Regions from separate parts of the Homo sapiens genome. Here regions 2, 3 and 4 are each linked to region 1. The links are chromatin contacts, found by Hi-C or POLR2A ChIA-PET in ENCODE. All regions are on one chromosome and are shown on one strand. The core of a region is the stretch at or near the end of the contact, and the rest is flanking DNA. Distances in the headings are between cores, read along the strand shown. Region 1 holds the start of NFX1 (nuclear transcription factor, X-box binding 1). Region 2 holds the start of DCAF12 (DDB1 and CUL4 associated factor 12). Region 3 holds the start of RIGI (RNA sensor RIG-I). Region 4 holds the start of UBAP1 (ubiquitin associated protein 1).

Region 1 (2,700 bases), core at 124-2,623:
CTCTGTCGCCCAGGCTGGAGTGCAGTGGCACGATCTTGGCTCACTGCAACTTCCGCCTCCAGGGTTCAAGCAATTCTCTTGCCTCAGCCTCCGGAGTAGCTGGGACTACAGGCGCGTGCCACCATGCCCAGCTAATTTTTTGTATTTTTAGTAGAGACGGGGTTTCACCGTGTTAGCCAGGATGGTCTCGATCTCCTGACCTCGTGATCCGTCCACCTCGGCCTCCCAAAGTGCTAGGATTACAGGCGTGAGCCACCACGCCCGGCCCTAACTTTTTAAACTAAGAACCATAGTAATAAATACATTTTACCTGCCACCCAGTATACAAATACATATATGGTCTTCTTGGTGCCCCAACGGCTGGTCAGGGACAGAGCTGAGATTCAAACCAATGGTTTCCAAACTCCATTCTGCAAACTGCTGCCCTGTTTTCCAGAGTGGGCCATAAAATCAAATGAAGGCAGTGGGCTGTGACATATTTTTAAACGAAACAGAAAACAGAATATATTGCTGATTGTAAAACAAACCAACCAACCTCACTGCTTCCAGAAACTTCTGGTTCGCTTTTATATTTATGTAAGTGTACAATATTTAAGGTCGCGATGCAAAATGTTTCTTTTGGTTGCTGTCCAACACATTTGGAAAACACTGATCTATGGAACACCCTGAGGAAATGGATGTTATATCAACGAACAAATGAGGCTGTCTCTACACACTGAGGCAACTCCAGGAGGGGGAGTGAGTGAACAATTACAGAATAGGTACAGTACAGGGCGGGAGCCATCACAGGAATTAACTTATCTACTCCCAACTGACAGATGAGGAGACTGAGACTGAGTCACACGGGGTTCGCAGCAGGCTGAGACTCTAAACTACTGGAATTCGGCTCGCGCCCACGCCACCACTCCAGGCGGTATGAGCACACCACACCCTACACGTCAAGAGCCCGCCACCGTCACTGGCTGTGACCTGGCCGACGCCCGCCTGTCGAAGGTCAGTGCGCCGCTGCCCCAGAAACAGCCTGTGGGAAGGCAGGGCACCCACATCGACTCGCAGCGCCGGGACAAGTCCTCTCTCCTCCGAAACCCAGCTACTGGGCTTCACCATCTAGTCCAAGAAGACACAGATCTTCGTACGCACGATGCGCGGGGCTTGGCCCTTCCGAGCCACTATCCTACGCCCTAGCATGTGCTACTCTCGCGATATGAGTGGCTGAGGCCCTAGAACTTCGTCACTGACCCAATTTCCGCTCCCTGAAAGGGGCCCAGTCCCGCTCGGGCCGGGACAATACCTGAGACAGGAGGCGCCTCCGCCATCCCGTGCCGCAGAACCTAGATCGAGCTGTACAGCCAAGTCAGCACTGTCACCAGGTCACGTGCCCCGGACTTCCGGCGCCGCGAGAATATTCGCATCTGCGCGCCGTGTAGACGGCCACAGAGGTTGCGCAGCCCGAATCTGTGTGGCGCGTTCGTGACGTCAGATAGACGCGCCAGGTGTCGGGCGGGAGGAGGAGACTAGTAGCTGGATGGAAATAGCAACAATCGCAGGAGGGAGGGCGGCGACTTGCGTAATCATTGTGGTTTTCCTTTTTTTATTTTTTGATATAGGGTCTTGCTGCCTTACCCAGGCTTGAGTGCAGTGGTCTGATCATGGCTCACTATAGCTTCAGTCTCTAATCCTCCCGCCTCAGCCTTCCGGTAGCTGGAACTACAGGCGGAGCCACCATGCGCAGCTATTTTTAGTAGAGACGGGTTTCGCCATGTTGCCCAGGCTAGTCTCTCCAACTCCTGGCCTCAAGCGATCCTGCCGCTTTGGCCTCCTAAAGTGCTTGGCTTACAGGCGAGCCACCACGCCTGGCTCCAGACTTTTTTTTTTTTTTTTTTTTTTACAAAGGCGTTTATTCTCATCAGTATCACCGATATTCTCATGGTTCACATTTGCCAACGCCGCTCCTCTCCTTACAGTAGTTAAATGTGCAATCTCACTTGGGGGCCCAGGGAGGGGTGGGGGCTCGGCCCAGGGTGGGGAGGGCGTTGGCACTTCACGTGGACAGGGTGGGCAGCCTGTCCTGCGTGAAAGAGGTGTGGGTGAGTGGGCGGCCAGGGAAGGGGAGTTGGCAGGGGAGGGCCCCGCAGTCTTTTTTTCTTTGGTGGTTGGTGATTCTCCATTCAGATTCCTTCCTGGCTTCCCAGGGTAGGGGAACCATGCAGCTCAGGGCAGGGCAGGGGAGGAAGAGAAGGAAAAAGCAGCAGGCCGCCCGGGGGGAAAGGTGGAGGGTGAACGGCAGGGCAAGGGGGAACGGGTGGCTCCTGAGGTAAGGCACAACCCTGTCTTTGGCTTTCCTGGTGAGGAGTTTCCTCCCCTGCACCCCCTGCCCGACGCTTCTCCCCACCCCCCCACCCCCCAGACCCACACACAGTCCCAGGAGCCAGGGGGCACCACCTCCTGGGGTCCCTGAAACAAGTGGGCTCTGCCACCCAAGCCAGTGCCGCAGGGGCTCGAGGAGGGACACCCGAGGAAAAGGCAGAGAGGGGCAGGCAGGGGCCTACCCAGGACAAGGGGGTGGGGGTGAGAAGACCCTAGGCCCAGGAGCTGGGCCCCCCGCCCCAACTAAGTCCTGGAAGTGGGGGAGCACCTGCTTCCTTTCGGGGGTCTGGCTGGAGCCCCGGTCTGCCCCTTGGCCTCCGTCAGGCCCAGCCA
Region 2 (2,906 bases), core at 183-2,682, 840 kb before region 1:
GCCCAATCTGAGCCTAGAGATTCTCAAAGGATTCCAGACTCTTGCCCAGGGGCTCTTGGGTCATCCAGAGCATTGCGGGGCAAGACAGAATTAGAACAGACTCAAAAAAGAAAGCTGACCCACTCCTGACCCACTCACTATGTGCATATCTCTAAAGGGACAGGCCTGACCAAATAAGATGGAGCTGCCTTTCGCAAGACATTAGGGGTTAGTGGTAGTGCCGACTTGGGATGGCAGGAGACCCTGCTTCAATCTGGTCTTTGATTCGGCTTGGAAAACAAATCCAAATCTCCTTGTTGACAGAACTTGAGATGGTCCAACAGAGCTCCTTGGAGGTATGAGGCCTGAGGCCTGAAGCCTGAAGTGACCAGCAGGTAACTGGGCACCACAGCCTGAGGCCAATCAGCCCCAAGCAAGAGCATCCTGCTTCCTCAGAGGGTTTGTTTGCTTGAGGAAAGCGAAGGCTGGCAGTCATATTCCTTCAGGATCTTCCAAAAATGTTGGCAAGGGTGATCCTGATGAAGCCCCCTTGTTTGGAGGCCAATGCCAGCTCTAACTGGACTGGCAAGCCAAAAATGACCACTCTCTTTCCTGTAGTTCAGAATTCCCGACCTGCCCTAATGGAGACGCAACCTGAATCCAAGAGTGAGGCAGGCAGCTACAGATAAGTTTACAGCGTGATGACTACTTCATAAAGCACAAAAGACCATGTGGTTTAGATGGCAGGTCATGGAAATCTAAAGGGAATGGTGAAGTTGCACCGTAAGGGGAAGGTGACTGAGGAGCTGAAACTGACTGAGGGGCTGAAGCATTTCGGACAGGAGAAAGGATCAGGAGGAGACAGAGCGGAGAATGGAGCCTCAGGGCTACCCAGCGGTGGGAAGAGGGTAGCCAGAGACTCGTAGGGCGGCCTGGGTTGGTTGTGCTGGGCAGGTTCTCAGTGGTGGGAAAGTCTGGCCACACTGCCCTGACTTCCTGACTGGACTTCACCTCGAGGGTGGGAGCGGTTCCTGCCCCCCACCCCCCCACCCCCCTGTCCAGCCCTTGGAGCCAGGGCACGGTTTGTGACAGATTCAGGGAAACGTTTGGTGCCAGATGGGAGGTAACCGGGTTAAGGCCTGCACTAGGGAGGATTCCTTCCCCCAGCAGCACTGGTGGTCCTCACTTCCGGGTGCCTGCGGATAGGCGGGCTGGGGTCGGAGGTCGGCGGCCAGAAGCCAGATTCCCTTGGCCCCAGCTCGTCCACTTCCATCCAGCAGTAGCCAAACAACCGTTGAAAATGGCCTGGCGGCGGCCGGGAAACACCAGAGAACTATCTTCCAACCCCTAGATCCCGCCCATCTCGTTCCGGCGGTGTTTCCGTGGCGACGCTATCCGAAGTGCGGCTGCGCAAGGGTGACGGCGCGCGAGCAAGGGGGAGGGGGTGTTTTGGTTCTAGCCGCTCGCCGTCCTTGCAGGCTCTGCCGTCGGAAAGCCGCTCATTCTCGCTTCCCCTTCCCTTTCCCGGCTCAAGTCCTTCCTCTCTCTTTCCTTTCTTTCCGCCTATCTTTTTTCTGCTGCCGCTCCGGGTCCGGGCCATTTTCCGGGCCGGGCGCACTAAGGTGCGCGGCCCCGGGGCCCAGTATATGACCCGCCGTCCTGCTATCCTTCGCTTCCCCCGCCCCATGTGGCTGCGGGGCCGCGGCGGCGCTGCCCACTATGGCCCGGAAAGTAGTTAGCAGGAAGCGGAAAGCGCCCGCCTCGCCGGGAGCTGGGAGCGACGCTCAGGGCCCGCAGGTGAGGGTTGAGAGGCCGGCACCTGGGTGGTGAGGCTGAGGAACCAAGATGGGCTTAGGGTCCGCAGATCCTGCGACGGGAATCGGGGTCCAGGGTCTGCAGTCAGAGGCAAAACAGGAATGGGTTCAGGGCCTATAGGGTCAGGACTGGACCCTCGTTAACTGGAGGGCAGATAGGCCAGGGCGGTGAGGAGCCAAAGGGGAACTCAGGAATGGGACATAATCCGCGGGAGGCCTGCATTCGTGGATAGGGCTTGAAAAGAAACCAGAATCTTGGCTTTGGAGGAAGGGGAAACCGAAGTTAAGGGAATCGGAAACAAACTCTGGTAGAGTGAACTCTACCTTCCATGGGCCCTAGGAAGCTGGGATGATTGCGTCCCTCCTGGAAGAAGGAAGTAGTCTCCCTATATGTATACCCAACCCTGAGCTGGGCCTTTCGGCGTTTGGACCCCAAAAGAAACAACAGTTCCCAGGTATCATCTCTATGCCGCCCCCTTTGGAGGGGAAGGCCTTCTTGGACATAGATATGGCCTCTGATTTCCCGGGGGCCTACTACCCCGTTGGCGGTTGATTTTTCGAATTCTGCAACTGCCTGGAGCGCGGGCATGATGACAGAGGAACGGTCATTGATGATGCATCCCTGGAAGACCTGGGAGCCAGGTCTGGCTCCTTGGACTGTATCTTCCGTGCTCCAGTGGGAGTACAGACTGAGAGGGAGAAGGGGGCTGGGTAGAGATGCAGCCCATGTCGGTATGGGAATCACTCTACCTCTCATTTCCTTCAATCTTTCACTCCTAAAATGTCTAGTAAACCTTTTAGTCTGTTCTATTCTGCATTCATTCCCTTGACTTTCAGCCCTTGTAATTCACATTGGTAAGTTTGACTGTGAGCAACATCTTTTTAATGTTGGAAGAGTTAAACGACTTTCTGGATTGAGATTCTTGTTCTCTTGTGTTTGTATTTGTGTTGTTTGTAAATTCTGCAGTATGAGTTATGAGTTGGTGATTTCTGTAATACAGTAGGATCTGTTCTGAAGAAGAGTAGCCAAAGCCCTGATTTCTAATGTTGTTTCCACAGTTTGGCTGGGATCACTCGCTTCACAAAAGGAAAAGACTTCCTCCTGTGAAGAGA
Region 3 (2,700 bases), core at 16-2,515, 760 kb after region 1:
ACAGTGAAAAACAAATTTGGAGAACTTAGTAGTACTTGATTTTGAGACTTAGTTGAAATCTAAAGTAACCTAGAGACAATGGTATTGTCAAAGTAGTAGGAAGTAGAATATAACAAGAGTCAGAAATAGACACATATACATTCAATGGACTTGGTTTTTTTACAAAGGTCCCAAGGCTATCCAATGCCAAAAGGAAAAGTTTTCAACAAACGGTGCTGAAACAATTAGAAATATGGAAAAAGTGAACCTGGACCCCCCATCTCACGCCACAACAAAATTATTTTGAGATAGTAATAGACCCAGAAGTAAAGGCTAAAAATATAAATCTAAAAGGAAACAATATTTTCATGACCTTGGGGTAGGCAAAGATTTATTAAAGAGGACACAAAAAACAACAAACAGAAGAAAAACCTGAAAATTGCATCAATATAAGTGTCTGCTCCTCAAAAGACACCTTTAAGAAAATGAAATGGTAAGCCACAGACTGGAAGAAGATATTTCGAATACATATATTTAACAATTTTGTATCCTGAATAAATAACTCCTGTAAATCCATAAACCAAAAAACTCCAAAGTCAGGCAAAAGATTGGAGCAGATGCTTCACAAAAGATATATGAATGACCCAGTAAGCACATGCAAATGTGCCCACCATTAATTATATGGGAAATTAAAATTAAAACCACAATAATATACCATTTCACACCGACCAAGATGGAAGTTAAAATTAAAAAAAAAAAAGAAAGGCTGACCAATGTGTCTATCTACTGGAGCTCTCCTACTGCGGGTGGGAATGTAAACTGGATGTAATCAGTCATTTTGGACAACAGGTGGCGGTTTCCTATAAAGCTAAACATAGACTTACCCTGGCACCCAGCCGACGTGGGAGAACTGGGTACACAGGTGTACACTTTACAAAACTCATCGAATTGCACACTCAGATTGTGTGCATTTTACTGTGTCTAAACGTTAGCGCTATAAAAGCAAAACAAAATATAAGATCATAAAAATAAAAGCAATTCCTAGGGGTCCTCTCCGTTCCCGGGCTTCCTCGGTGCGGAGGGAAACGAAACTAGCCCGAGGCAAAACAGCCTCCGCGAACCCCGCCCGCCGCTAGTTGCACTTTCGATTTTCCCTTTAGTTATTAAAGTTCCTATGCAGCTCCGCCTCGCGTCCGGCCTCATTTCCTCGGAAAATCCCTGCTTTCCCCGCTCGCCACGCCCTCCTCCTACCCGGCTTTAAAGCTAGTGAGGCACAGCCTGCGGGGAACGTAGCTAGCTGCAAGCAGAGGCCGGCATGACCACCGAGCAGCGACGCAGCCTGCAAGCCTTCCAGGATTATATCCGGAAGACCCTGGACCCTACCTACATCCTGAGCTACATGGCCCCCTGGTTTAGGGAGGGTGAGTGTCTCCAGCGGCGCCTTCTCGGCGGAAAACAATTGAGGACTTGTTTTTCTCTTGCTTCGTTCCCTTCTTTTAATCAATGCAGAGAGCCTGCCAGACTCCCCAGGTTTGTGGTAAGATCTCCGCAGCATTTTAGGCTAGAGGTTGCCAGAGTTTGAGGAGCCCTCGGAGGCCTAGGTGGGGAAACTGAGTTCCAGCGAGGTGAAGTGACTTGCTTAAGGGTGCTCATCTATTTAGGTTCAAAGCTGGGGAAGAAATTTTGTTTCATTTATTTTCACTAATATTAAAGTCTACTGTGTGCTTGGCTGGGTACTGACAGAGATTGAGAAATAAGATAAGGGCTCTTCCTTAGTATACATTACAGTCCAAGGGATGGGACACAAAGGGCAGATAATTACAGTACTGAGCACAAAGTGCGGTCTGAGCTTAAAGGAAGTTGATGCTTACTCTGCCGAATCTTATTTGCACGCCTAAAGAAGTGGAAGCTGGAGAGGAGCCGGACTTTTCCAGACCGAATAGCTTTAGGCTTTAATACAGGTGTTTCCATCTAACTTCGGAGACAGGTGATCCTGGGTAATGACCATTTTGTAAATTTGTATCGAATTACTTTGTGCTGGAGATGAGCAGAGGCTTCTGGGAAAGAGGTGAAAGGAGGTGGTACTTAAAAGATATCGATGAGGCCGGGCGTGGTCCCTCACGCTGTAATCCCAGCTGTAGAGCACCCGATGCTGTTGCTGTTCGGGGTGCCACTATGTAACCCGCACGGACCTAGGGGACTGAACAAAGAGGGGCGAACGCGGGAATAAAAGACAAGAGACAAAAGAGTATATCTGGAAGAAGGGGTCAGGGGGCACCTTGCCTCTAGTGGACAAGGGCCCTGAGCTTTACACAGCCCTTCTTATTAGGCAAAAGAGATAGCGAGAAGGGGAGGTGCTTGTTGGCTGGCTGCTTGATTCACAGCAGGCTTGCAAGACTGCATTCTTTGAACAATAGGTGCTAGATTTCTCAATAAATAATTTCAAGGAGCCTGGCGCCAGGGAGTGAGGCGCTCAGCAAACCATTTGGTGGCAAGGCAGTGTGAGTTTGCCCAGGTGCTGCATTCATGATAAACAGTTTGCTGTTTGATCATATAGCCTCCAGCGGAATGCTGAGTTGGTCACATCCCAAGGGCCTTCGGCTCCCTGCAGCCAGCACTTTGGGAGGCCTAGGCGGGTGGATCACAAGGTCAGGAGTTCGAGACCAGCTTGGCCAATATGGTGAAACCCCGTCTCTACCGAAAAATACAAAATTAGCCAGG
Region 4 (2,808 bases), core at 78-2,577, 890 kb before region 1:
CGCCCGGCTGGCTTTTTAGTAGAGAAAGGGTTTCAACATGTTGGTCAGGCTGGTCTTGAACTCTTGACCTCGTGATCCGCCCGCCTCGGCCTCCCAAAGTGCTGGGATTTCAGACGTGAGCCACAGCGCCCGGCCAATACGGAAACTTTTAGTTTAGGTTGGGACATTAACTAGAAAGAACTATATATCACTAAAGACTAAGTATCTTGTTTTTCCCACCATCAAATCTGACAAAATTAAAAAGGAAAACATCCATCATATCTATTCAAATTCTCAAATGCTAATAACTGAAGAGACAAAGCACTAACGAGTAAAGTTAGAACAGAATATACGTAATACTTAACTAAATTACCAAATCTGGTTTCGCAACACTGCATGGTGACTAAAAGTAACAATTTTTTTTTCAGTTTAACATAAAACGTATTTTTATGCCCAACCATACTTTTAAGACGCTAGTCTGGAAACAATTACATTTGGCAACAAAGGTCAAAGATCACTGATATAGCTCAAATAAATGAACCTGACGTTCCACAAGAAAGACTGGGGCGGTTCCTGAGGCCCAGGTGGACTGTATAGGTAAGCCTCCACCCAAGAAACAAAAAAGGCGGATAAACATACCTGGAGAAGACCAGACAAGGCCAAAGATATCCCCAAAGATCACTCACCTCTGGTCTAGTCTCCACCTTTTCTCCCCAATCTCATTGCCTCAGGGAGAACTAAATCTACACCGCACGTCCCCAGCTCACCCTCAACTCCCCACCACTCACCTTCTTTACTAAAATCTGGGTCCCCCTCCCTGACATCCTCTAGTTCCCACCGAGTTCTCAGTCCAGCCCGATAGATGTCTACTATGCCTGTCTTCCAGTAGGGTATTAGTCTCCTTAATCCGAACTCATTTTTCCGCATCCCACTTCCCCTCCGCCCCTTCAACTCCGGTCCCCTCACTCCGACCCTTCTCCCAGAATCCTCCCCGAATCGCGGATCTCCGGCCACTTTTCCCTCCCACCTCCTAGCTCCGGCGCCCTTCACCTCGCTCGGCCCCCCATCCCGTTTCCCAGTCTCCCAGTACCAGCCCCCCTCCCCCAACTCCGCCCCTCTTCCCCCTCCCCCAGAGGGAGGCCCCCCTCACCTGAATGCCGCTGCTGCCGCCGTCTCAGAAGCCGAAAGGTGCTGGCACCGGCCGGCCTCCCAGGCTCGGTCCCCGCTGAGCTCCCGACAGCCCCTAGGGAGAGCGAACGCCACCACCTCCAACTCTGCCCGCTCCGGGCCAGGCCGTCACCGTAGCCACCGCCAGTGCCGCAGCCGCCATGTTGAAGTCCTACTTCCCTCCTCCTTCCCCTCACCGCCCCACTCATTTGGGCGTCTGACGTCATGGCGCCGCGCTCCACACGCCCGGACCAATGGGAGGAGCCGACGGTGACATAACTAATCTCTCTTCTAGCGAGGAGCTACTCCGGCAACATGGAGCATTGCAATTGGAATGAGTAAACCCTGCTGACCTAAGGGGGAAGGAGGAAAGGAGGGGGTCACTAAGAGTGTAAGACTTGGGTTTGGCGAGGCGGCCAAAGCGGGAAACCCAAGAGCCTTGAATCGCGAAGGTATGCCCAAAGAGTTAGCAGCGAGTCCTATTTGGGAATTAAGACATCTAGCTTCTGTTCAGGGTCAGCGACCTGGTACAACTCATACCCTTTCTGGACCTCACTTTTCCCATGTATAGAGGACTAAGTTGAAAGGTGACTTCTAGGCCGGGCGCAGTGGCTCACGCCTGTAACTCCAGCACTTTGAGAGGCCGAGGCAGGAGGGTCGCTTGAGCCCGGGAGGTCGAGGCTGCGGTAGCCGTGATCGCGCCACTGCACTCCAGGTGGGCAACGGAACGCGACTCTGTATCAAAAGAAAAAAAAACAAAGGTGACCTCTAAGTCTTCCTTCAATTCTGACATTCTATGGGTTTAAACCAGGTAATCCTATCCCAAGCCTTCACTGCCTTCTGTGGGGGTTTTTGTTGTTGTTGTTGTTTCTGTTTGGGGTGTTTTTTGTTTTTTTGAGACAGGGTCTCGCTCTGTCGCCTAGGCTGGAGTGCAGTGGCGCGATGTTGGCGCACTGCAACCCTGCAACCTCCACCTGTCGGGCTCAAGTGATCCTCCCACCTCAGCCTTCTGAGTAGCTTGGACTATAGCCACATGCCAACACGCCCGGATAATTTTTATTATTTTATATATATATATGGAGAGACGGGGTCTCACCATGTTGCCCAGGCTGGTGGTAAACTTCTGGGCTCAAGCCTCAGTCTCCCAAATTGCTGGGATTGTAGGCGTGAGCCATGGCGCTGGCCTTCTGTGTCTTTCTATGTCTGCTGGAATTAGGAGACAGAGAATTATTAATTGAATAAGATGACTCTTGAGCCCAGGAGTTCAAGACCAATTTAAGCAACATGAGACCCCCGTCTCTACAAAAAGTTTGGTAAAAATTAGGTGAGCCTGGGCAACATAGTGAGACCTTGTCTCTACAAAAACTCAAATTATCTGGGCGTGGTGGCATGTGCCTGTGGTCCTAACTATTCAGGAGGCTGAGATAGGAGGATCACTTGAGCCTGAGAGGTCGAGGCTACAGTGAGCCAGGATTGTGCTGGTGTACTCCAAACATGGGTGACAGAGCAAGATCTTGTCGCAATAAAATAAAATAAAATAAAATGACTAGGCACGATGGCTAACGCCTGTAATCCCAGCACTTTGGGAGGCCAAGATGGTCAGATCTCTTGAGCTCAGGAGTTTGAGACCAGCCTGGGCAACGTGGAGAATCTTCATCTCTA

What was found. Hi-C counts contacts between places; a loop is a spot of excess contacts on that map. ChIA-PET counts read pairs that join two places held with the same protein, here RNA polymerase II (POLR2A). Pooled maps may share reads with other maps.
Region 2: a loop to region 1 is called in a map of CD8-positive, alpha-beta T cell, with 7 times the contacts of the local background. The contact joins the promoter of DCAF12 here to the promoter of NFX1 in region 1. A Hi-C loop is called at or near these places in 1 of 168 maps with a recorded cell type or tissue (CD8-positive, alpha-beta T cell) and 9 of 50 pooled maps. POLR2A ChIA-PET finds 5 or more read pairs at or near these places in 1 of 52 experiments (Panc1).
Region 3: a pooled map shows a loop between it and region 1 (7-fold over the local background). The contact joins the promoter of RIGI here to the promoter of NFX1 in region 1. A Hi-C loop is called at or near these places in 5 of 50 pooled maps.
Region 4: a loop to region 1 is called in a pooled map, with 13 times the contacts of the local background. The contact joins the promoter of UBAP1 here to the promoter of NFX1 in region 1. A Hi-C loop is called at or near these places in 9 of 50 pooled maps. POLR2A ChIA-PET finds 5 or more read pairs at or near these places in 3 of 52 experiments (WTC11, activated CD4-positive, alpha-beta T cell and activated CD4-positive, alpha-beta memory T cell).

The regions. Positions count from the first base shown.
Region 1 is chr9:33,289,189-33,291,888 of GRCh38, reverse strand. It overlaps NFX1 (nuclear transcription factor, X-box binding 1), which reads right to left and starts at 1,373. Exons shown (of 24, transcript NM_002504.6): 1 at 1,292-1,373. The coding sequence starts at 1,316. It also overlaps the pseudogene LOC100862682. RefSeq lists enhancers at 1,098-1,147, 129-1,328, 1,298-1,347, 1,358-1,777, 2,483-2,700.
Region 2 is chr9:34,125,224-34,128,129 of GRCh38, reverse strand. It overlaps DCAF12 (DDB1 and CUL4 associated factor 12), which reads left to right and starts at 1,432. Exons shown (of 9, transcript NM_015397.4): 1 at 1,432-1,776; 2 at 2,853-2,906. The coding sequence starts at 1,699. RefSeq lists a silencer at 1,698-1,747 and an enhancer at 1,182-1,883.
Region 3 is chr9:32,524,761-32,527,460 of GRCh38, reverse strand. RIGI (RNA sensor RIG-I) reads left to right here and starts at 1,265. Exons shown (of 18, transcript NM_014314.4): 1 at 1,265-1,400. The coding sequence starts at 1,295. RefSeq lists an enhancer at 1,115-1,364.
Region 4 is chr9:34,177,562-34,180,369 of GRCh38, reverse strand. UBAP1 (ubiquitin associated protein 1) reads right to left here and starts at 1,327. Exons shown (of 7, transcript NM_016525.5): 1 at 1,130-1,327. RefSeq lists enhancers at 1-362, 363-1,319, 1,085-1,514, 1,320-2,278.